Linked DNA regions of Homo sapiens: region 2 is linked to region 1. Evidence: chromatin loops called from intact Hi-C (ENCODE). Cell type or tissue: IMR-90. All regions are shown on one strand. Each heading gives the region's core, and the rest is flanking DNA. Links, peaks and the distances in the headings are about the cores only.

Evidence for each region. Peaks named below come from ENCODE experiments on the same cell type or tissue, not always from the same donor. Only the 100,000 strongest peaks of a DNase experiment are listed, where the experiment ranks them.
Region 2: a loop joins it to region 1, with 24 times the contacts of the local background. A loop is called at or near these places in 3 of 110 quality-filtered maps.

Annotation. Positions count from the first base shown.
Region 1 is chr16:49,345,691-49,357,050 of GRCh38, forward strand. LOC124903689 (a long non-coding RNA gene) reads left to right here. Exons shown (of 2, transcript XR_007065068.1): 2 at 1-4,867. Among named protein-coding and RNA genes, the nearest start is that of C16orf78, 22 kb to the right of the region's middle. RefSeq lists silencers at 148-442, 215-415 and enhancers at 8,975-9,493, 9,494-10,011, 11,128-11,360. In IMR-90, for the core only: CTCF peaks have their summits at 4,990 (motif pointing left) and 7,454 (motif pointing left); no DNase peak of the experiment used is centred there.
Region 2 is chr16:48,855,921-48,867,280 of GRCh38, forward strand. No RefSeq gene overlaps it. Among named protein-coding and RNA genes, the nearest start is that of N4BP1, 250 kb to the left of the region's middle. In IMR-90, for the core only: a CTCF peak has its summit at 6,236; a DNase peak (open chromatin) is centred at 6,371.

The DNA of each region.
Region 1 (11,360 bases), core at 1,983-9,982:
TAACTCACTCAAGCCTCTGGGAATGAAAGGTCTAGCCCTTGAAGGCTACTTTTGGTAGAAGACGAGGTTCAGTATTAAAAAGGAGGACAGAGGATGGAAAAGAACACAACTACATCAATAGTTTCTCCACATTATTTGATGTTCAGAACAGTCCCATGAAGAAGATATAATATTCCCTTTCTACAGACCAAAAAATTAATATTTGGAGAGGTAGAAAGACCACCCAAGGGAACACATATTTAGACGGAAAGCCCAGTTCTGTCTAGTGTTTAAGTCCTGGCCCATTCAGCTACTCTGCTCTGTAACTATCACCCATTTCAGCACCGCGGACAGAGGCAGAGCCCTCAGTCTTCCCTGTAGGTGGGATGGAGGCAGAGGGTGGTAAGATGGGTGCTAAGTCCCAGGGAAGATATGTATCCACCAAAGTGCCTGAATGATGAGAGGGAAGTCAGAGCTAAGGAAGGACACATCATGGACATCTCTTTACATGTGTATCAAATTGCGTTCTGTTTAGAACCATTTTCTAGCCTCCCACCAAGGACGTAAACAGGACAAGCACTGTCATCTGTAAAGTGCCACTCCCAGACTGCCACCCAGAGTTCATAAAAGGCTCAGATGAATCAATAGGTGGGAAAGTTATCTGGAATTTATAAAAATTCACTGTTAAGGAGACGACTATCACAGACAAACCCCAAAATCAGCGGTTTAACACAATAGACATTTTTTCTGACTTGTGTAAAGCCCCAGACAGGGATTGCTGCCTGTCAAAAGGCCTGACTGGCACTTGTCTTGAGGCACACTCTGGTGCCCAGGCCCCTTGCTCCTTGTTGCTCTGCCACCTCTGAAGTGGCTTCTAAGGTCACTGTATTTATCTGTGTCAAGACAGAGGAAAAAATCATGAATAAATAAACCCAGGGAGATTTGTATGAGCCAAGCCTGAAATTGGCACACATCACTTTGGCTCATACGTGGAGGACTGGGAGTGCAGAAAGATGAGGAAATGGGTCTTACTGAACACAGAACCACAGAACTCTGTCTCCCTCCTCTCCAAAGCTGAGAAATTGCCACAATCAGAAAGTGTGATTCCCATCTGAGAGTTTAAGAGCAGGAATAGATTAAAGACAAATCATGTAAAATACCTTGACTCCTAGACTTGCCGAAGCATTCAGCCTGAGCCATCTTTACATGTGGATAATCTTGGATTTCCCAACTGGGCTTCTTGCACACTCCATGGTAGAACGTCAGAGGAAATTTTTTTCAAGCAAGAGCTGTTAGATCATGAGATTCCCCAGAAAGATACAGATACAGGTATATGTCATATTACTGGAGATTCTAATTCAGCTACCTTCACAGGCCTGGGAATGTGTTTTTGACACAGGGGCATTAGGATTGTTTCAGCTGCAAGTGACAGAAGTCTAGCTCACACGGTCTTAAGCAAGAAAGGAAATGTATTGATTCCTATAAGTGCACCAGGATCTAGATACACTGTCAGGCACAGCTGGATGCAGACTCCAACAGTCTCATTGGGATACCCACCCTCTCCTCCCATCTCTGACCATCCCAGGTGGCTCCCTTCATGGGTCAAAGTGGCCACCAGAAGCTCCAGATACATCTTTTTATCAACAGCCCCAGGAGAACTTCTCTTTCTCAGTAAAATCCCACAAGGTATTTTTTGGCACTAATTGTCTTGGCTTGGTCCCATTCTTATCCCTGAACCAACCACTGTGACCAAAAACGTGGTATTCTCTGATTATCCAAGCCTGATTCACGAGCCCACCCATGAGTCTGATATGAGGTCCAGTCCATACAATCTACACAAGCTAGGTCTGGGGCATGGTGGTGCCCCAAGGACAGCTGGGGTGCCTTTCCTAGAAGAAAGGGGGCAGGGAATGGGTGCTGGACCAGCATCAGCAGCAGAATTCTTAGGCACTAGACTGTGGGGGGCTCAGAGAGGCATGGGAGCCCTGAGGTCCCCACAAGGTGTGGGATAGTCTTTCAGACCTTCAGGGGGGGTCTCTGCTCACTAACCTGCTCAAAGCACCCTGGCCCACACCGTGGGCAGCTGGAAGGTGCCAGTCCACTGAACATGTGTGATTGGCATGAATCTCCTGCTTTCCTTTGTCAGAAGGCTAGGAGTGGATTTGACCCGTTTACTCAGACCCTCTCAGTGGCCCTGCTCCCACAGGCTCACCCCAGCAGGGCCCAGTGCTTGGCTGCCAATGACGCCAAGGATATTAGCTGACAGTGACTTAAAACAGGGGTTCATGACCTCAGGGTAACCGAGGAACCCCTGAATCTGAATTCATCAGTCTGTGTATATGAATGTGAGTGCCTCTCCTTTCCCCACAGGAAAAAATCTACAACTTTCATCAAATTACTCAGGGAGACTTTATTCTAAAGAGACTGAAAACGACCAACATCAATTTTGACTCCTATGGGCATCTGTAAATAGCTTCAAGGTTTTAAGGTGAAATGTCATGTACCAAAATACACATTCTGGAGAAGCAGGAAGCTACAGACCAACTTGAGATGAAAGTCTCATATCAATGTTTTCCCAAGTGTGCTCCTTGGAATACAGGTTGACATGATATGATGCCCAGCAAGGGAAACAAAACATATTCATGTTCAAATTAGTTGGGGAAATGCTGGACTAAATAAGGTTTGATGGGATTCTTTTTTCTGCAGGACTTCTCAGAAGGGGCTAGAGTAGGCAAAGTTTCCCAGATTTACCTAATAAAAGCATTGTTTCTGTGGGAGTTTCATTTGTTATTACATGTTTCCTGAATGCAGATTCATAGACTATCCTTTGGGGAACCCTCGTCCTCACGGGATGTATGTTCATGGTGGTGTCTTCGAGTTTGTGCCCTTGTGAAGCATTCTGGCAGCAAGCATCTGAACACTTCCAAAAGGGGGCGATATTTAGGAGAAATCGCTCAGCCTGAGTTAGAACAAATGCAGCTGCTGGTGTCTCTTGGTGCCTGGGAGCCCTAGAGTGTCAGAGGGAGGAGCGTGCACACTGGAACCAGCAGCCTGGTGCTGCGTCTCAGCTCTGTCGCTAACTGGCTATGCACCTCTGGGCATGGCACTTAACCCTTCTGAGCCCCAGCCCGCCATCTGTAAAAAGGGCTTGATGTGAGGATTGAATGAGATCATGCAGGGAACACAATGTCTGGCACTTGGAAGCGTCCACCATAAAGAGCCAAGGCAGTAGATGGCCCAGCTGGGTTTGGTCCAGGCAGAGTTTACCCTCTGCCCTGGAGGCTCCAGGAAATGCTGCCACGTGGCTCCTATTGCCTTAACCACATCCGACCTGTTCCTGACAGCTCCCCACATCTCCAGCTCCTTTGCTGGTGCTCCAGGCACCTCCAAACGTGGCGAGCCCCTCTCCCCTGCCCTCTTGTGGCAGCTGACCTGGCAGGAGTGGGACCAAGACATCCAAGGCAGCTCCTTTCCACCTGCATGGGCACTTTCCTCAGGACATCCTTGCCCCTGGCACCACCTTGGGCCAGCAAGCCACATGGAAATGGATGCAGAGGCACCACTGTTTGCTGACAATTATACACTGTCCTTAAGGTCACCCTTGGCGATCTGTCACCAGGAGCAGACAAACCCACACCTCAACCATCCCATCAGAGCTTGTTTCTATCTGCATCTGTCATCGCTGATCGCATTTGAATGGGTTTAGTCTCTATTTTAAATAAAAGATTTATGCCTTAGCTGTCAGAGCCTGCCTTTATTTGAAAATTTAATCTTGTTTCTAGGAGTCTAGATTAACTTATTAGATTTAGGCGTCCCTCGTGGGTCTCTGAGAGAGGAGGAGTAGATTCTCCTCCCTGCATTCGGCCCTGCACACCCGACAGTGAGAGCCAAGAGCTGGATGGGCTTCTCCATCCAGCACGCCCAGGCTGGACAGAGGCCCCCAACTCAGGCAACTTTGTCGGGTAACCGTGTGTCCAGGGAGTGCTTTCTTGCACGCTCCGTCTCCGGGCCAGCTTCCAGGACCTGTGCTCACTGCAAGGGACACCCATCAAGCCGGCCCTTTCTCAGAGGTTTTGGGGAGGCTTCAGGAAGGACCCCCAGTGGGGGCCCAGCTTGTCAACATGGGCTGTGCCAAGGAGTTCTGAGTTTCCTTCAGGTCTGTATTGTATCTTCCACCCCCTCAGAGCTCCCTCCCTACTGCTTAGACCACACGAAGCTGTGGGGCTGTGGGCAGCCAGTTCACTTCCCTGACCTTGTCTGCAGGTGGAGACAGTGGCAGTGCCCCTCCCGGGCTGCTGCGTCACTCAGTGTAAAAGCAGGGAGGCACTGGAGAGCTGCTGTCTGCAAGTTTGTTGCTACTTCAAAAGGTGCAGGTGGGCCCTCACCTCCTTTAGAGGTGAGGATGAGCTACCCAAAGTGAAAAGGAGCTTCTCAGCGTCGCAATGGAGTCACGGCCAGGCTGCCCACACCAGCCGTCCGGACCTGCACCAGTGCCACGGGGTCTGCCCCATCTTCTCTTCCCTCTCCTTCCCCTCTCCCTCTCTCTCCCTGTCTCTTTCTCCTCTCTCCATGCTATTGACTGAATGTTTGAATTCCCTGCAAATGCATTCCTAACCCCCAATGTGACTGTGTTTGGAGACAGGGTCTTTAGGAGGTAACTGAGGTTAAATGAGGTTGTAAAGATGGGGCCCTGAACCGATGGGACTGGGGTCCTTATGAGAAGAGGAAAAGGGGTCCCTCCCCATGGAGGGACGACCACAGCGAGGCAGCAGCCGCCCACACGCCAGAGAAGGGGACTCAGACGGAAGCCTTGCTTCACCGGCACCTTGATCTTGACTCCTAGCCTCCAGAATTGTGATAAATAAATTTCTGTTGCTTAAGCCCCCAAGTCTATGGTATTTTGTCACGGCAGCTCCAACAGATTCAGATGCTCTCCCTCCTCCCTCTCATTCCTTCCCTCCTCCGACTCCCCAGCACCAGAGGTCCCGGACTTTCCCGTTGCAATTCCGCCATCTGCTGGTCGGTCTCAAGATAGCAGGCAAGGTCCGTGCCTCGGAGCCGGTGTCTCCTCTAGGGTAGCCCAAGGCAAGGGTGGCCCTTCCACAGCCAGCACCCCACCCCCCTCCCAACGCACACACTCATACACACAAGCACACATGCAAGAGCACAAATGCGCATACTCATACATGCACACAGGCGCACACACACACACAATGCACACATGCACGTTTACACACACACAGACACACACACGTGCACGCGCACACTCACACTCATACACATGCCCACACACATTTACACTCACACACACATGCACATTCTGGCATATGTGAACACACAATCACACTCGCACACAGACACATGCACATTCTCACACACACATTCACACATGCAAACACACTCATACATGTGCGCACAAACTAATATACATGCATTACACAAACACCTATCACCCACTCCACTCACATATCACACACACACATCCCCAGCCAAGGATGAGCCAAGCTGGCTTCTCACCACCCCCTGGTTTGCCCTCCGTATACATTTCCCCAGACATCTCAATTCCTGACGAATGGGCAAAACTTTTATTGAGCCACGCGCTTCTTAAAGTCAGGACCACGGCCAACTCCTCTCCTTATCAACCCTCATTGCCCGCCCCACTCAGTGCCTGGCACGCAGTAGGAGTGCACCAAGTGTTCAATGACTAAAGGAGGCAGTTCTCTTTGGGGGACTGAATTGGTTTTCAACTCTTTGGGGCTGTGAGCTCAGAAGCAGGCATCTTCCTCCTGGTTGGAGCTCAGGCTCACAGGCAGGTGTCCCCACACTTGAGCCCCTGCACACAGCCCCAGGCCACCTAAGGGGTAACTGACGAGAGCATCATCACCTGTCTCATTAGAATGGCCCCAAACCAATCTCTGCAAACCAACTCTGAGTGGGGACACACATCTCTTGCTTTGTCACTTGGCAAAGCAACTCAAAGGGAAGGAAGACACAGTGGCTGTCTCCACAGTTCAGCTGCCTGGGAGGTGCTGTTATCTGATGGGCTAATGAAGATGGATCTATCCAAGGGGAGAGGGAACCCCAGCTTCACTGTGCAACCTTGAACCTCCTCTGTGGCCCTAGTTTCTAAATCGGCCCAGTGAGGCTGGGGAAGATGAGGCTCCCAGGCCTGGCATACTCAGCGCAGGCTCACTTCAATCTCTGGAGGGAGGGCCAGGCTGAGGGTAAGGAGAAGATGGCCCACCTCAGGCTCAGCCTCAAAAGGGGAGTAATGACAGGATCATGCACAGCAAGCACTGCCCATCTTCCACTGCCTGTGCTCTGATATGGCTCAGTACAGTGACCACGGTTACTGATGTTGTCTTTATTTAAAATTTTGAGGCCAGGCACAGTGGCTTACGTCTGTAATGCCAGCATTTTGCGAGGCTGAGGCCAGCAGATCACTTGAGCCCAGGGGTTCAAGACGACCTTCCTGAGCAACATAATGAAATCACATTTCTACAAAAAAAAAAAAAATACAAAAATTAGCTGGGTGTGGTGGCACACACTTGTAGTCCCAGCTACTTGGGAGGCTGAGGCGGGAGAATCACTTGAACCTGGGAGGTTGAGGCTACAGTGAGCCACATTTGTGCCACTGCACTGTAGCCTGGGTGACAAAGCAATACCCTTTTTTAAAAAAAATGATATTTTATTCATTGTGGATTTTTTGCATAAATTTTGATTTTTTACAAAATATTACATCAATGAAAGTGAGTACTCAAACAGGTACACGTTCACCTATGTTCCTGGCAGTGTTATTCACAATAGCCGAGAGGTGTCAGCAACCTAAGTGCCCATGATCAGATGAAAGGATCAACAAAATGTGGTCTATCCACACAATGGAATAATAAGCAGCTTCAAAAGGAAGGACGTCCTGACTCAGGCTACAACACTGCTGGACAAATCCTGTATGATTCCACTGCTATGAGATACCTAAAGTCGTAAAATTCATAGCAACAGAAAGTAGAATGGTGGTTGCTGGGGAGGAGGGGGAATGCGGAGTTTTTGTTTAATGGGGGAGAGAAAGAGCTGGGAAGATGGGTGGTAGTGATGGCTGCAGAATGGAAATGCACTTACTGCCACTCAGCTGTTCACTTTAAAATGGTTACAATGGCTAATTTTATGTTATGTGTACTTTACCACAATAAAAAATGCTGCATGATTTCTTCATCTTGATTATTTATCTCCATTACTGAGGTTTTTTTTGGTACCCTCTTGAATTTTATGCATGAGTTGGGAGCTTCCTGTCTCGCCCATGTCCGGCCTTGAATTCCCCATATCGTCTTCATTTTACAGAGGATGGGGCTGAGCCTGAGGAATGTGAGAAGTTAAGAGGCCTGCCCAAGGCCATCTGGCAAACCAGAGGTGAACCAGGAATTCAAAAGCCAAGCTCCCAGCTGAGGGCTTAGTCCAGTACAGCTCCCCCTGCTGCCCACCCCCAAGAAGCTTCCAGGGAGCTCTGTCTACACCACCAACCTTTGCTGCTCCTAGAGGGGAGACTGACTCCACAGGATAGGGCCTCACTGGACCCAGAACTCCTAGAGTCCAGCTGCGCCCACCCCTTTAGAAGATAGGCTCCACATCGACCCCACAGAGAAAGTTCTGGGCAGATGTGGGGCTGCTGGGCAAATGGGGAAATCAAACTTGGCCAAGTCCAATTTTTGCATTCTCTGGCTGTGACAATGGCTGCAACTTGTGCCCCTTCATCCTTCTCTTTTCCTCCTTCACTAACAGAATCCACATTTTCTAGCTAGACACAGGCTGCTGGGAACAAAGCCCTCATTTCCTTGCTTCCTTTGCTGGCTGTGGCTGCCTGCGACCTTAGATCTGGCCAAAAACCCAGAGTCAAAGCATCATGTACAGCTTCAGAGAAGTGTCCTTATAAAGAGCAGTGCCCCCTTTCCTCTCCCTCCCTCATTCCTGCTGTCTGGGAAAGCAGGCATGATGGCCAGTGCACATACCGCCACATAGGAAGAAGCCATGAACTGAGGACAGTGGAGCCCAGGATAAAGGGGGCTTGGGCCAGCCCTGGCCCACCGATCTGCTCTCTTCTGTTTGAGTCTTGGGTCTCAGCAGGACACAAGGCCATATGCCCCGTAACAGCAGCCACCGTGGCTTCCGTTTCCACAGAGCAAGGCCTGTCTCTCACGTAGATAATTCTCTAGTCCCTGCTGGTCTTTCCTGGAACACTTCCCAGTGAATCACTTTCACACAAGTCCTCCCTGGGTGGATTTCTGGAAGCCCAACATAAAGACTTCCCTCCCCTTCCCAGCTGGTCTTTCATAGGCCACATAGTGTCCAGTATAGCTGAGGGCCAGCTCTGGATCACCTCACCCTTAAGTGAAGACAGAAACTTTTACCAAGAGTAAGTCACTGCCATGTGCACTTGGGCAAGCCTCCTGGCCTTGGTGGCTTTAAGTTTCTCACCTGTGAAATGCAGATAAAGCCAAATAAGAAAGCAGGCATGAACACGTTATGTAAAGTGTAGAGTCATGTCACAGACTGAATGTTTGTCCTCCCAAAAATCCATGTTGAAATCCTAACCCCATAATGCGATTAGGAAGTGGGGCCTGTGGGAGGGGATGAGGTCATGAGTGTGGAGCCCTTGTGAGTGGGATTAGTGTCCTTATAAAAAGAGACAAAGAGGCTGGGCGCGGTGGCTCATACTTGTAATCCTAGCACTTTGGGAGGCTAAGGCAGGTGGATCACAAAGTCAGGAGATCGAGACCATCCTTGCCAACATGGTGAAACCCTGTCTCTACTAAAAATACAAAAATTAACTGGTCGTGGTCACGTGCACCTGTAGTGCCACTACTCAGGAGGCTGAGGCAGGAGAATCACTTGAACCCAGGAGGAAAAGGTTGCAGTGAGCCGAGATCACGCCACTGCATTCCAGCCTGGGCGACAGAGCAAGACTTCATCTCAAAAAAAAAAAAACAGACCCAGAGAGCATTCATCCTCTCTCTGCCAGGTGAGGACACAGGGAGAAGATGGCCGTCTGCACCCCAGGAAGACAGCCCTTACCAGAACCGACCACACTGGAACACTGATCTCAGACTTCCAGCCTTCAGAGCTGTGAGAAATATGTTGTGTAAGCCACCTTGCCTGTGGCATTTTTGTTGCAGCAGCCCAAAGTGATTAAGACGAGGTACTTATTTGTATGATCCGGTGAGTGACCAATCTTTAAAACCAACAGCTCTCCACCAAATCAGTGATGGTCTCTGAGCCCAGGATGTGTATTTATTTCCAGCAATTCTGGCTGAGAGATCCATCCCTCAGACTCTTCTATAGGGAACGTGCCCTGAATGTCCTCTGTGCAGCACCAAGACTGTGGGGACCAGCTTGTCCAAGGTGCCGAGGACCTGCCTGCCCTCCACAGCCGTCATCACATTAGCCATTCCCCAGATGACCCCACACCCTCACCCATGGCCACCTGGCCTCTGCCTGCAGGCACCCTGCATGCCGCCAGTTCTGCTGCCTTCTCAGCCAGGTCTCCTCGCTGGGCGAGGAAGTGACAAGGTGCTGGGGCAGCTCCCAGAGCAGCCTCCTCAGCAGGAATGCAGGGAGAGGGTCCTGCCCCCAGGGTGAAGGGCTGGGAAGGAAGGAGAGGGAGGACACTGTGGGGAGTGGGGCTGACATGAGCAACTCCCTGCTAAGGTGTCCCCAAACCCACACACTTCACACTTTTCAAAGCACTCCCTGTCTACACAGTCTCCTTATCCCCAGTGAGGAGACAAGAGTTCAGAGACTTCAGAGGGCGTGCCAAGGTCACACAGCAGTGAGAGCGGTGGTGTCCCTCCTCGTCTTCTGATTGCAGGATACTGTGTCCGCCCACCTTCAACATTCCTCAGAATGTGGAAAATGGCCCAGATACTCAGGCCCTTGGTGGTAGATGTAGGAAGGACAAGAAAGGACACGTACCTGCTGACCATTGCCCTGCTGTGACCCAGCCCCTTAAAGAAGGGCCTGGACAGATGTAAAGGCAGAGGGAGGGCATCTTCCTGGGGCTCCGGGCCCCACAATGTGCCCCTCCCAGAAACCTGGACCTAGCTTAGTTGAGGGGATGCCTCAGTATCGACTTTCCTCTTCTGATGCTAGCACCCCAATCCTGATTTGGGGAACCATCCCTCCTCATGGGATACATTCTGAGTCCCTTGTCAAGGGTCCTGCCCTCCCCTGACAGAGGATTGTCCTGTGACCAGCAACCAAGCTGGTCAGCTATGTCCCCACCAAAATTCGAGCAGAGGGACACACAGATGCCACAGCCAGTGGAGGCAGATGACACATGGCTCTGCCCCCAGCTCGGGCTTCCCAAGACCCAGATTTCCACACTTTCCTGCTGCTCTGAGAGCTACTCCAGCTCCTTCCAACAAATGTGTTTGGTCCAAGTGAGTCAGGGCCAGTGGCTGCGGCTTGCAACCCCAGTGCCTGCCCAATGGCCCAGCCAGCCCCAGCAAAGAGAGACTTGGAGGAGTTCAGACCCAGCTGGCCACAGGCCCACAAGCCTTGTATAAACTTTTCCTGTTGGACCATGGGGAATTGGAGGGGGGTGGCGGGGGGGCAGCATTCATGACACTGAAGTCACAGCTATTCCCAATCATGTAGGGTGGCACTTAATCAGAATCAGGAACCAGGGAACTGGGTTAGAAGGCAGGACAGAGTGGGAAAGGGGCAGCCAGCTACCCAACCCGCACAGCTCCAGGGGTGCCAGCCCAGGGTCCTCCATGGAGACGCAGAGCCTGAGCTGCTCCCTGCAGCTCTGCCTGGAATGCAACATGGGGGCAGCTCCCACCTGCCTTTCAGGACCCCCAGCCCTCCCTGCCTCAAGGTCTCATGGCTCTCAGTCCCCACCTTCCTTCATCTGGAAGGAGCCCCTGGGACATTGGAGCCAAAATCACAGCTCAGGCTTATGGCCCTTCCTTTCCTTCCTGGGCAGAAGTGCCTCTCTGCTTTGCAAGCTAATAGCGTCTTTACTATTTCCCACATGCTTACTGTGTTGAAAACTTTATGTGGATTAATCCTCACCACCACCTGGGAGCTAGGTGTTATTATTAACCCAAATGTTGCAGGTAAGGAAACTGAGGAAGAGAGGTTAAAAATTGTGTCCATGGTCATACAGGAAGTAAGAGGCAGAGCCGTATGGTGCACTCTGGCAGCCTGGTTCTAGCACACCCTTAACCTTTGGACCGCACCGCCCTAAGATGAAGAGGGCTCTGTCCTCTCTTCCAACCCTGAACTCAACCCGAGACTCCACCCAGGACCTATGGCCAACTCCCTCCCTTCTTGCCACCTTCCTGACGTCTCATCAGGCTCAGCCTCTGCCTGCACAGTGGTCCCCAAAT
Region 2 (11,360 bases), core at 1,403-9,402, 490 kb before region 1:
CTATGCCCAGATAATTTTTAAATGTTTTTTAGAGACAGGAGTCTCACTATGTTGCCTAGGCTGGCCTCAAACTCCTAGTCTCAAGCTATTCTCTGGCCTCGGCCCCCCAAAGTGTTGGAATCACAGGTGTAAGCTACTGTGCCTGGCCCTAAAACTAGATTTTTATGAATTGCTGGTGTTCAAATTGTGGCATGTGAGTGTAGGATAACCTTTGCACAACAGCTGAATATGGGATCATCATTTATGCTACATGAAATTCTTCAACTTTACAGCTTTCACCATTGGCTTTGCTTAAATAACTAGACTTTCTGGCTCATTACTTTGAAACACTTGAGGAACAGTCAAAATTTGCAGGGCTGCTTTTATCTTGCAAAGTGAATCACTTACCTTTCATCACTTACCTACCTCTCACTACTCTTTTAGTCTTAGTTTAGATGCAACTTCCTCAGCAAGGCCTTGTCTGACTTTCCAACCAAATGAGGTCTACCCTGTTAGGCTTTCACATTAGCACCCTATGTATCTCCTTCTTAGCCCTCACTCCAATATATTACTATATATTAACTTGGGAGTCTATCTACTCAATGTCTTCCATACTAAACTGTAAACCAAGGGTCCTCAACCCCCGGGCCGATTACTGCCTGAGATCCACATCCTGTCAGATCAGTGGCAGCATTAGACTCTCAAGAATGACAACCCTATTGTGTAAGTTTTCCCATACTGTACATGCCAGGGATCTAGGTTGTGTGCTCCTGATGAGAATCCAATGACTGATGATCTGAGGTGGAACAGTTTCATCCCATAACCACCCCGCTACACCTGGTCCTTGGAAAAATTGTCTTCCATGAAACTGGTCTCTGGTGCCAAAAAGGTTGGGGACAGCTGCTGTAAATCTTATGCCAACAGAGCAAGTCCATTTGCAGCTTACTGTTAAATATCTGTCCAGCCCAGTGTTTGGGACAGGGTTGGGATCCAGTGAATTTTGTTGAATTAAAATGATGCAATTTGACCTATCACAAACAATCTGGGGAGGCACTTTGCTGAGTTGTGTGCATGGGGAAGATGGAAGGAATACCTCTGGGGTGGGAGTGACATTGGACTTGAACAACCAGAATATTACAACAACAAAAATACTAACAGTAACTAACATTTGTTGAACATTCACTATGTTTCCACAAGTGTTTTAAGTATATCATATGTTAAATAGTTTCAAGCAGTGATTTAGAGACAGCTGTTTTTTTGCATACAGATTTTCTCACATGTGAGTGATAAGATGACCAACTTGTCCTGGTTTGCCTGGGCCTGTGAAAATCTAGCATTCCAGGAACCATCCCTCAGGCTCAGGCAAAACATCCTATGTTTCCTTCCCATCCTACTGAGGGAAAATAGGGGACTGTAGCCAAAAAAAAAAAAAAAGGATTTATAAGAGAAAGGGGAGAGAGGAGAGAGGGGGGAAAACCAGCAGAGAATCTGGGAATAGTGAATCTTGTTTGCTTTTGGCAGGTTTATGTGTGTGTGTGTCTGTGTCTATGTCACTGGGGAGGGGTAAACTGATTAGTTAGCAGCTAGAACAGAGGCCAGGCTATGCATTCTGTCCTTGAGCAGGACAGATAGGGAGATTAAAGCAAACAATTTTAATTGTTTATGGTTTCTCCAGAAAACTCTGAGTTTAGCTGTGCAGCGCTATGTGGTGGGCTGCTTTGTGCTGTCCTGGCTGGATCCTTCCACCAACACTTCACCTAAGTTGGACCAAGTCTTCACCATGTGTTAAGCACAGTCTCTTAAGAAATTAGGTATAAACACCAGGCATGGGGAACACAGAAACAGGGAGACCTCCATTCTAAAAATGAGGGAAGAGGAATTGGCATTAGGAAGGGAAGGTGTTTATTCTCCCTGCCCTTCATGTGAAAAGCTTCAGCCCTCAGTTACCTGCCCCAAATAAATGCCACTCTGAGTCATCAAAGTGTTCATGGAAGCTCTGAGTGTTTGTTTATGGAACTTGCGGTCCCTTGAGGAAGTTCTGCTCGCCCCGTGATGCAGGCAGATGAGGGTTGCATGCTTCTGAATGAAGATTCTAGACACAGGTAATGCTTGTCTGTAGAAACACTCTGTGTTCCCAGATAGCAGACAAAGAAGTGGAAAATGCATTTCTCAATGACTTGAAAACACATCCTGGGTCCTAAGGATGCGAAGGATTCCTAGATGTAACCAAAAATGCTCTCATTCTTGCATGGCTCCCAAAGCTGTCCGATTTTAGAAGAAAGATTTGTATAGAGAAAGAGGTGGGAGCAGGAAGGCTGAGTTCTTCATTCTTTGCTTTGATCTTTCAAAGCCATTCCTTTCTTCATTCTCTCATTCACTTTTATTTATATTTATTCATTCATTTGCTCATTAATTCCTTTATTTTTACACATTCATGGGTTTGCTTTTTGCTTTATGTGTTTATTCTCCCCACCCCTACCCCATTCTTGTAAGTTTTTACTGAGCACTTTCTATGTGCTCAGTGTTGTGTTGAGTGTTCTGGGCCAGAAGGGGGTCCCTTCCTTAGGGAGTGCTCCTTCCCACTGGGGTGTCAGACTCCTCCCCCAAATTTTAATCCATGGCAGCTTGGACAGAGTTCCAGCAGTTAGCCTTGGAGGATGTCCATCTGGGATCACTGGTCACTGCAGCTTCATAATGAGGTCCTAGAGGCTCTCCAGAGTCATTAGAGGCCTTTGTGACCATGCCTCTGGAGACTGGGCCCTAAAAGGAGGTCAATATGATAGTTCTGACCTAAAGGTGGATTTTCTCCTGGCTGAGTCATATTGGGAAGGTTTTCATTGGCCATGTGTAAAGGGTGATGATACAAGTAAGTAGGATCTGATTAATGTGAGCAGCCCTGTCTACGCAGCTTCAAGCATCTGAGGCTCCAGAGATAGGATTGTATTTGTCCCAAATTTCTCAAAATAAACTACAGGAAACCAAACTGAGAGGGAGTTCAGGGGCCACACAACAAAATTCCAAGGCAGGCTGGCCAAGGCTGAGTGTCCTGTCTTCCTGTGCTCTGCTGAGCACTCGGCTGTGCTATAAACTAGTCCTGGGCTAAGCATGGGGAGGGGGGACTCAGGAGGGGAAAAGCAGCAACTCAGCCCCTGCTTTTGAAGGGTACAAGAAAATAACATGGAACACAAAATAACCAACACTTTTATACCATTTTTTCTTTACAATGCTGTTCTCATTTGGACCTTACTTGGGCTGAGTGAGGAGGTGGAATATTATTCCTTTCATTTTACAAGTGAGGCGAGTTACACAGCTAGTAGAGAGCAGAGTCTGGATTTGAACCCAGGCCTGTGTGATTCCAAATGGGTGTCAGTGCCATGAACCCATATCATAGGATGTAACAGGTAAGAGCTAGGTTATGACCATCTTAGGGGGACTTGGAGATAGGGAGAGGATACTGTGGCTGACCATAGTCAGAGGAGGCTTCTTGAAGAAGTTGGAGTTTCCCTTGGGTGGTAGAGTCAGAACTGGTTATAAATTTACCTTTCCTTTACCCTCCCAGCCTCCTTGATGAAGCAGGGAATGGGTTTCACCTGCCAGCTCCCATGTCTGCCTGGGAAATGAGAAACATATCTTTCATTCCTCATTAATGTCAGGGCATAAGACCTGAATGGCTCAAAGAATTTAATCATTCAACAGGCAGTTTTGCCTGAGAGCAGAAATAAGAAATGACATGGAGTCTTTTCTATGGGTAAATATAATTAGACTGACTGTCATATACTAAATCCTCCCTAAGTCCCCATACTCACGTGGCTAAAGGAATCTGCTGGCTTTTGGTGACTCTTGAAACCAAGAACCTTTGCCAAGGCTACAGTCATTTGATTTACCTCAGAAGCAATCCAACATTACAAGACAAGTTTTGCATTTTCAATATGCAGAGATTAATTTACATGCAGAGCTAATTAAGCAATTGAAACACCCACTAATTGATTATTACATGAAAAAGAACACATCAATTTGAAGAAATACACTCTATAAGACTGTATCATATTTGCAAACTTAATTGCCAAGTGGAAATTCCTCTTCTAGTGGCTAACACCCTTAACCAATTACCTTTGCTGGAATGGTCTTTCATTCCTAGAGTCCAGCAGCACTTGTAAGGAAAACTTTGGTCTCTGCCTTTTCAAACTCAAAGGCAGAAAACACAATAATTTGGCCTGGTTTCTACATCTAGCACAGGACTGATTCATAGTAGGAGTTTATAATAAATGCTTGTGAATAAATGTCCAAAAAGTCTGCCACTGTTATTTCCCACTTATTTTTTATTACGAGAATTTTGCTGGACGACACTCCTGTAAGACATTGTTGTTATCCTCAGTTTTGCAAAATAAATAATTAGCATAGAGAATAGACAACCTACAGAATGGGAGAAAATATCTGCAAGCTATGCATCCAACAGGTGACTAATATTCAGAATTTATAAGGAACTCAAACAATTCAACAAAAACAAAAATAAATAATACCATTAAAAAGTGGGCAAAGGGCATGAATAGACATTTTTCAAAAGAAGGCATACACACATGGCCAACAGGCATAGGAAAAATTGCTCAACATCCCCAATCATCAGAGAAATGCAATTAAAACCACAATGAGATATCATCTTACACCAGTGACGACAGCTATTACTAAAAAGACAAAAAATAACAGATGTTGGTGAGGATGTAAAGAAAAGGGAACTCTTATATACTGTTGGTGGGAATGTAAATTAGTACAACCTCTATGGAAAACAGTAATTTTCAAAGAACTCAAAATAGAACTACCATTTGACCCAGCAATCCCACTACTGGGTATCTGCTCCAAGGAAAATAAATCGTTATACAAAAAAGATTCCCGCACTCCGTATGTTTATCACAGCACTAATCACAATAGCACAGTCATGGAACCAACCTAAGTGTCTACCAGTGGATGATTGGTTAAAGAAAATGTGACACATGAGCAAAATGGAATACTATTCATCCATAAAAAATGAAAAAATGTCTTTTGGAGCAACAAAGACGAAACTGGAATCTGTTATCTTAAGTGAAACAACTCAGAAAGACAAATATGGCATGTTCCCACTTGTGAGTGGGAGCTAAATAATGTATATACATGGACATAGAGTGGAATGATAGACAACAGAGACTTGAAATGGTGGGAAGTTGGAAGGTTGGGAGGGGAATGAGGAACGAGAGGCTACTTAATGAACATAATGTACATTATTTGGGTGATGGGTACTCTAAAAGCCTTGACTTCACCACTATGCAAGCTATGCATATAACAAAATTACACTTGTACCACATAAATTTGCATGCACACAAAACAAGAGATGGCATTCACAGAAGTATAGTAACTAATTTAAGCTAGCAAGGGGTGGAGTTGGGTTTTGAACTCAGGTCTTCTGACTGCAGGTTTAATAATTTTTCAGGAGGGAAGGAAGGGGGTCAGTTCTCAGAAAGTGGAGGCAAGAGCAGCCAAGCCAACAGAAGTCTTCTATACAAGCTGTGATGTCATCCAAATTGACATTCCCAAGAAAAAGTAGTGATGAAGCGTGCTAGAAGGCTGTTCTAGATGTGGAATCTGAGACCTAAGCTTGGATCTAAATTCTACCACTGACCTGATGCATGGCCTTAGAAAAGTCATTTATCCTCTTTAAACCTCAGCTCCTTTAATGGAAAAGTGGGATAATAACATTCGAGTTATTCTGAGGTTCAGATAAAAGCAAGGATAAAAAGGATACTGAAAATTCTGCAGTAAAGTACAATATTTGGAGCTCTTAGAGAAAGGTGGGTGATATAGAGGTGAGAGGAAGGGAACTTTCTGGTGAGCTTTGCGGAATTCCTTCCCCATGTTGGAGGCCGGTTCTGCAAAGGCTCCATTAGCTTGGGACCTGGCACTGGGCTGGTTGGGAGACCCTGGAGTCCCTCTCTTAGGGGGAAGCGTTGGAGTATCCTTTCTAAAGTTCCCTTTTCCCTGTAGCCAGAGACTTGGCATGCAGCCCACCCAAGCTCATATTAAATGTAAGCTTCCAACATTATGATCAAGTGACAGCTTCTAATTGGTGTTCTTATTTCCTGGTATTCACATTTTATTTTATCCAGGGCTTCAAAACTGATAATCTCAACAAGGGTTCTAAGAACAACTGGAACCAACTGAAAACAACTCCTGAAATTCAGCAATAATGTAGAAATGAGGAGTTCCTTTACCCCCAGGCAGGAGGCAGTATACATTCAGACATTTGGTAGGGTTTTCTGCCTCCTTCCTCGGCTGCTCCACATTTGGGCCTCTGCCTGATTCACGATCAGGACATCTGCATTTGTGTTTACAACCAGCAAAGGTCACTCCCAGATTGTGGGCTGTTGGCAGGTTTATAAACACAGGCTGGCCAATAGATAGACACGTCTCCCCCCACAGAGGGGATGTAAATTTTTCTTTGTAAATGGAGTCAAGCTGTTTGTTGCAATCATTCACGTGGGAACGCATAGCCGTCAGGGGAGGGAGGCTGCTCCACTCCCCGCTGACTCACCCCAGCTCTGAACAGTGGAATTCCAACTTGTGCTCCACGTGGGACCTTGCGGTCTTGATGAGCCAGAAACCTGACAGCCATCTTAGACTTCTTTCCTCAAACCCAGTCCCACTGATTCTTCTCTGGAGTATTTCTCCCCTACACTTCATCTCCGTAGCCATCACCCTGTCCAGGCCACCAGTGTCTCTTGCCGTCATGACTGCATCACTCTCCTAACTAGCTTCCCTGCCTTAAATTTTTCTCTCCAATTTGATCATGTCACTCCCTGCTTCAAACCACTGCATACATATTAGAATGGCTGACATAAAAAATACATTCAAGTACTGATGAGTATACAGAGCAACTAGAATGCTCATACATTGCTGATGAGAATGCAAAACGGTACAGCCATTCTGGAAAACAGTCTGGCAGTTTCTTGAAAAGGTAAACACATGTATAACATATGACACATTTATAACAAGTGATCACACTCCTGGGTGTTTTCCCTAGAGAAATGAAAAATTATGTTCATACAAAGACCTGTACACAAATGTTTTTAGCAGCTTTATTTATAATTGCCCCAAACTGGAAACAGCAAAAATGACTTTCAACAGAGGAATAGCTAAAGATCCATGCGATTGAATACTACACAGCAATAAAAAGGCCAACTTTTGGTACATGCAGCTACATGGATGAATTTTGAAGATATTATGGTGAATGAAAGAAGCCAATCTCATAAGGTTACATATTATATAATTCTATTTATATGGCATTACCAGAAAGACAAAAATATAGTGATGGAAAACGGATTAGTGATTGCCAGGGGTTGGGTGTTAGGGGAGGATGTGACTGTAAAGGAAGTTTTTTTGGGGGTATGGAACTGTTCTGTATCCTGATTAGATTGGTGATTTACATGAACCTATACACGTGTTAAAATTCATAAAACTGTGCAATAAAGGAAAAAAGTCAATTTTACCATATAATAACTTAAAAATAAAATTTAAAAAATACCCTTTGGGCAAAAACGTAAATTTTTGGAATGGTATTAGAGCTTCTTCGCTGCCTTCTCATCAATTCTGTCTTTGGTGCCTCTTCTCCTTGATCCTTTTTTTTTTTTCTTTTTTTGAGACAGAGTCTTGCTCTGTCACCCAGGCTGGAATGCAATGGTGCGATCTCGGCTCACTGCAACCTCTCCTCCCAGGTTCAAGCGATTCTCCCTGCCTCAGCCTCCCGAGTAGGTGGGATTACAGGCACCTTTCACAACGCCCAGCTAATTTTTGTATGTTTTGTAGAGATGGGGTTTCGCCATGTTGGCCAGGCTGGTCTCAAACTGCTGACCTTAGGTGATCCACCCGTCTCAGCCTCCCAAAGTGCTGGGATTACAGGCATGAGCCACCATGCCCGGCCTCCTCCTTGATCTTTATGCACTAGAAATAACAAAACACCTGTAGCACCCCAAACGCACTATGCAATCTTGTCTCCATGTTGTGCCTTCTACCTTACTGATATAGAAAACTACTCTTCATCCTTCAAAACCTTACTCAGAGCTAGCTTCTTCCATGCAGCTATTATGTTTTGACTTCTCACCACCATATTTAAGCATATCCTCTTCTGTACTACTTCCATATCTTGTAAATTCTTTCACTACTGTGTCTTACACCTCATTATAATGGGCTAGTGCCAGCTTCTCTGTGCAGGCCATGATGTTCCACTTTTTGTCCTGGGATCTTCTCTGACAGTGTGGGAGCCAGCTTGGCCCATGCTCAACCAGAACCCAGAAGTGGGTGGGTGTCACCTGAAGCAGCTCTCAACCACTAGGGGCAGAACCAGGCGGATAAGTGCTCTGCTGGTGGAGAGTTCTGGGTGGTGGTCTGGATGCCTCTCAGAGGTCTGGCAGAATTGAACCCTAGTTGTCCATGGCAGTAGCTGGAACAACACCCCAATGTACTGGCTTCTTCTCCTTCCTGGGCCATTCTCTTTACTCCTTCATACCTGCTTACTGGGATCATGTCCCAAATAAGCCACCTGCACCCAAATCCTTGTCTTAGGCTCCACTTTTGAGGGAATCGATCTGCCATACCTTATTCTCTAGTACAGCCTGGGTAGGGGGTAGGTCTGCAAGAGAAGTTTTCCCAGCAGAGCTCCGTTCTCAGAGTCAGGAGATCATGGCTCTGACCTTTTCTGTTTCAGCGACCTCAGAAAAGTCTGCCCTTCAGTCTCAGTTTCCCAACTGGACTAGCCACTCTTTGTGTGATGTCCTTCAATTCAGTTATAAATTCACTCCTTGGATCAGGCCCTGTCACAGGTTAAATTTTCCAGAAGCCGAGGCTGAGATGGTTTGGAGTGCAAAATATTTATCAGGGAGCAACTCCTGTGAAAGGAAGTGGGAGAAAGCAGGGTGGAATAGAGGAAGGAGTCAAATGGCATTGGAGGCCTGACAGAGCATTGGCCAACCCAGTACAAGAGGTACTTGCTATCTCTCGGACATGACCTGTGCCCATCAGAAGAGCTGGGCATTTGTATCCCTCAGACCGTATGACTGGGCATGGGCTGCCCTGGGAAGGGTGTGGCTTCAGGTGAGGCAGCTCTCTGCAGCTGAGGCTGACTCTGAAGGAGCTACAGGTTGAAGCCATCTGTTGGCCACACCTTCTGCAGTTGGGCAGTAAGATGTGGTCAGCCAGAGATAACACATCTTAGTGCCTCTGTGTTGTGACCTCTGTGCTAGAGGGCTGGATTCATCCTGGGTGGTCTTGAGGGCAGGAGAAAACTTGAGATTCTCCTCGGTGAGTACAGAGCTGTCCCTCAGAGCTGGGGAGCTCTTTGGGAAAAGGGCTGGGTGAGGACTTGGAAGGGAAGTAAGTTTTCTCTACCCTGGACACACACCACATCCTGGTATTTCCCACTCAGTATATGTGATGGAAGACTGAACTTGGGGGCTCACTTTGGAAGTGAATATAGTCTTGGAAGGGGAAGGCACTCCCTGTTGGGCCCCTGGGTGCTTGGCTTCAAAGGCTCAGGGATCGGTGGCATGTGCAAAATGAGGGCACATCTGCTCCTGTACACCTCAATTACACCTTCCCTGGAGCTGGGAGAGCTGGGATTGCAGGTGTTTGAGGCAGCATTGCAGGTCCTGTGCACTCACCCTTGCTAATGTAGCAGGCCAGGTTTTTAATTCCATGGGGTCAGGATGCTAGAGGATGATTTCCCTGGTGAGGACTGCCTGGCAGATCTCTGATTGGTGGGAAGGAACAGCAGGGACCTGGGGGATGGAAGGAGAAATAAATGCATGACAGGTCTCAGCGACCCAGCAGTGCCCTCAGGGTGGGGGCTTCAGAAGCCACAGGGAACAGAGGGCTGAGCACACATAGATCATGCTATGAAGCTGTCCCCCCACCTGCCTCTTTCACTCCCTTTAGGAAAAGACTTATGAATTCCCTGGCCAAGGACTTCCGAGAGAGTCCAAGAGAAATCTCTCTCTCGTTCCTGTGCACAGGCAGAATAAGTGCTCAAGCAACCCTGGTTATTTTTGGAAGGTCAGCTTGGGTCATGAGTGTGGTTTCTGGGAAATAATTTGCATCAGATGCCACAATGACTTATGGGATTGGGGGACATACAAAGAGGAATTTGGGCTTTGTTGAATTCTTTGGACTCCTGAGTTTGGATGCTGCTGAGAAGGAGAGAGAGATGCTCTTTGGGAATCCATTTTGTGAAGTATCGTGTGCCAACAGGGTGGAATGGACAAAGATGTCCTGCTCTGTAACAGCTATCTATTGCTGCATAACAAGCATCCAAAACTCAGTAGCTTAAAGCAATAGTCATTGTTTTTACATCACTAATTTGGCATGGAATCTGTGGCTGCAGTCATCCTGTGACTTGGCTGGGGCTGGGAGGTCTAAATGATCTAATCATGTGTCTGATGATCGGTGCTGGCTGGCAGCTGGACCACATTTCCCTCCCCTCACAAGCTGTCTTGGACTTTCTTACATGGTGTCTATGTGCCAAAAACAGCAAGAAAAAGAGAAACCCCAATGTACAAGATTCTTCTTGGGCCATTCTTTCTAATGTTCCATTGGCTAAAGCAAGTCACTTGGTCAAGCCCAGGTTTAATGTGGAGGGGCCCATAGCGGGAGACATGATTCATTGGGATAATTACTATAATAATCTACCACAATGTGTTCAGGAAGAAGTTGGGTGCAATTCCTACTTCATTCATTCATTCATTCATTAAGAAATATTTGTGGGCACAGGAAATTTAACAGTGAACCAAGTGAACCAAGCAACGCATATCTCTGCTCTCATGGCTTTTGCAATGTAGTTGGGGAAGTTAGACAATAAACAAAATGAATAAACAAAATATTGTCTGATGGTGATAAGGACTACAGAGAAAAATATAGCAGGAAGGAAGACAGGGCATCCAGGTCTCCTTGGCTCTGGGAGTTGTGGAAGACAACCCCTGCAGAGCATGAAATTGGGAGAAGGGAAAGTGCCCTGGGTGCCTTGGTAAATGTTAGGGCAAGCAACAGATTGCCTGACCCAGAGAAAAGGTTGAGGGTTTTTTTAAATTTATTTATTTATTTATTATTATTATTATTATTATTATTATTTTTTGAGACAGAGTCTTGCTCTGTCCCCCAGGCTGGAGTGCAGTGGCATGATCTCACCTCACTGCAACCTCCACCTCCTGGGTTCATACAATTCTCGTGCCTCAGCCTCCCGAGTAGCTGGGATTACAGGCGTCTGCCACTACGCCTGACTAATTTTTGTATTTTTGGTAGAGAGGGGGTTTTTGTCAATGAGGCCAAAGGGAGATGTTGCAGCTTTTTGGAAGGAGATTCTTGGTTTT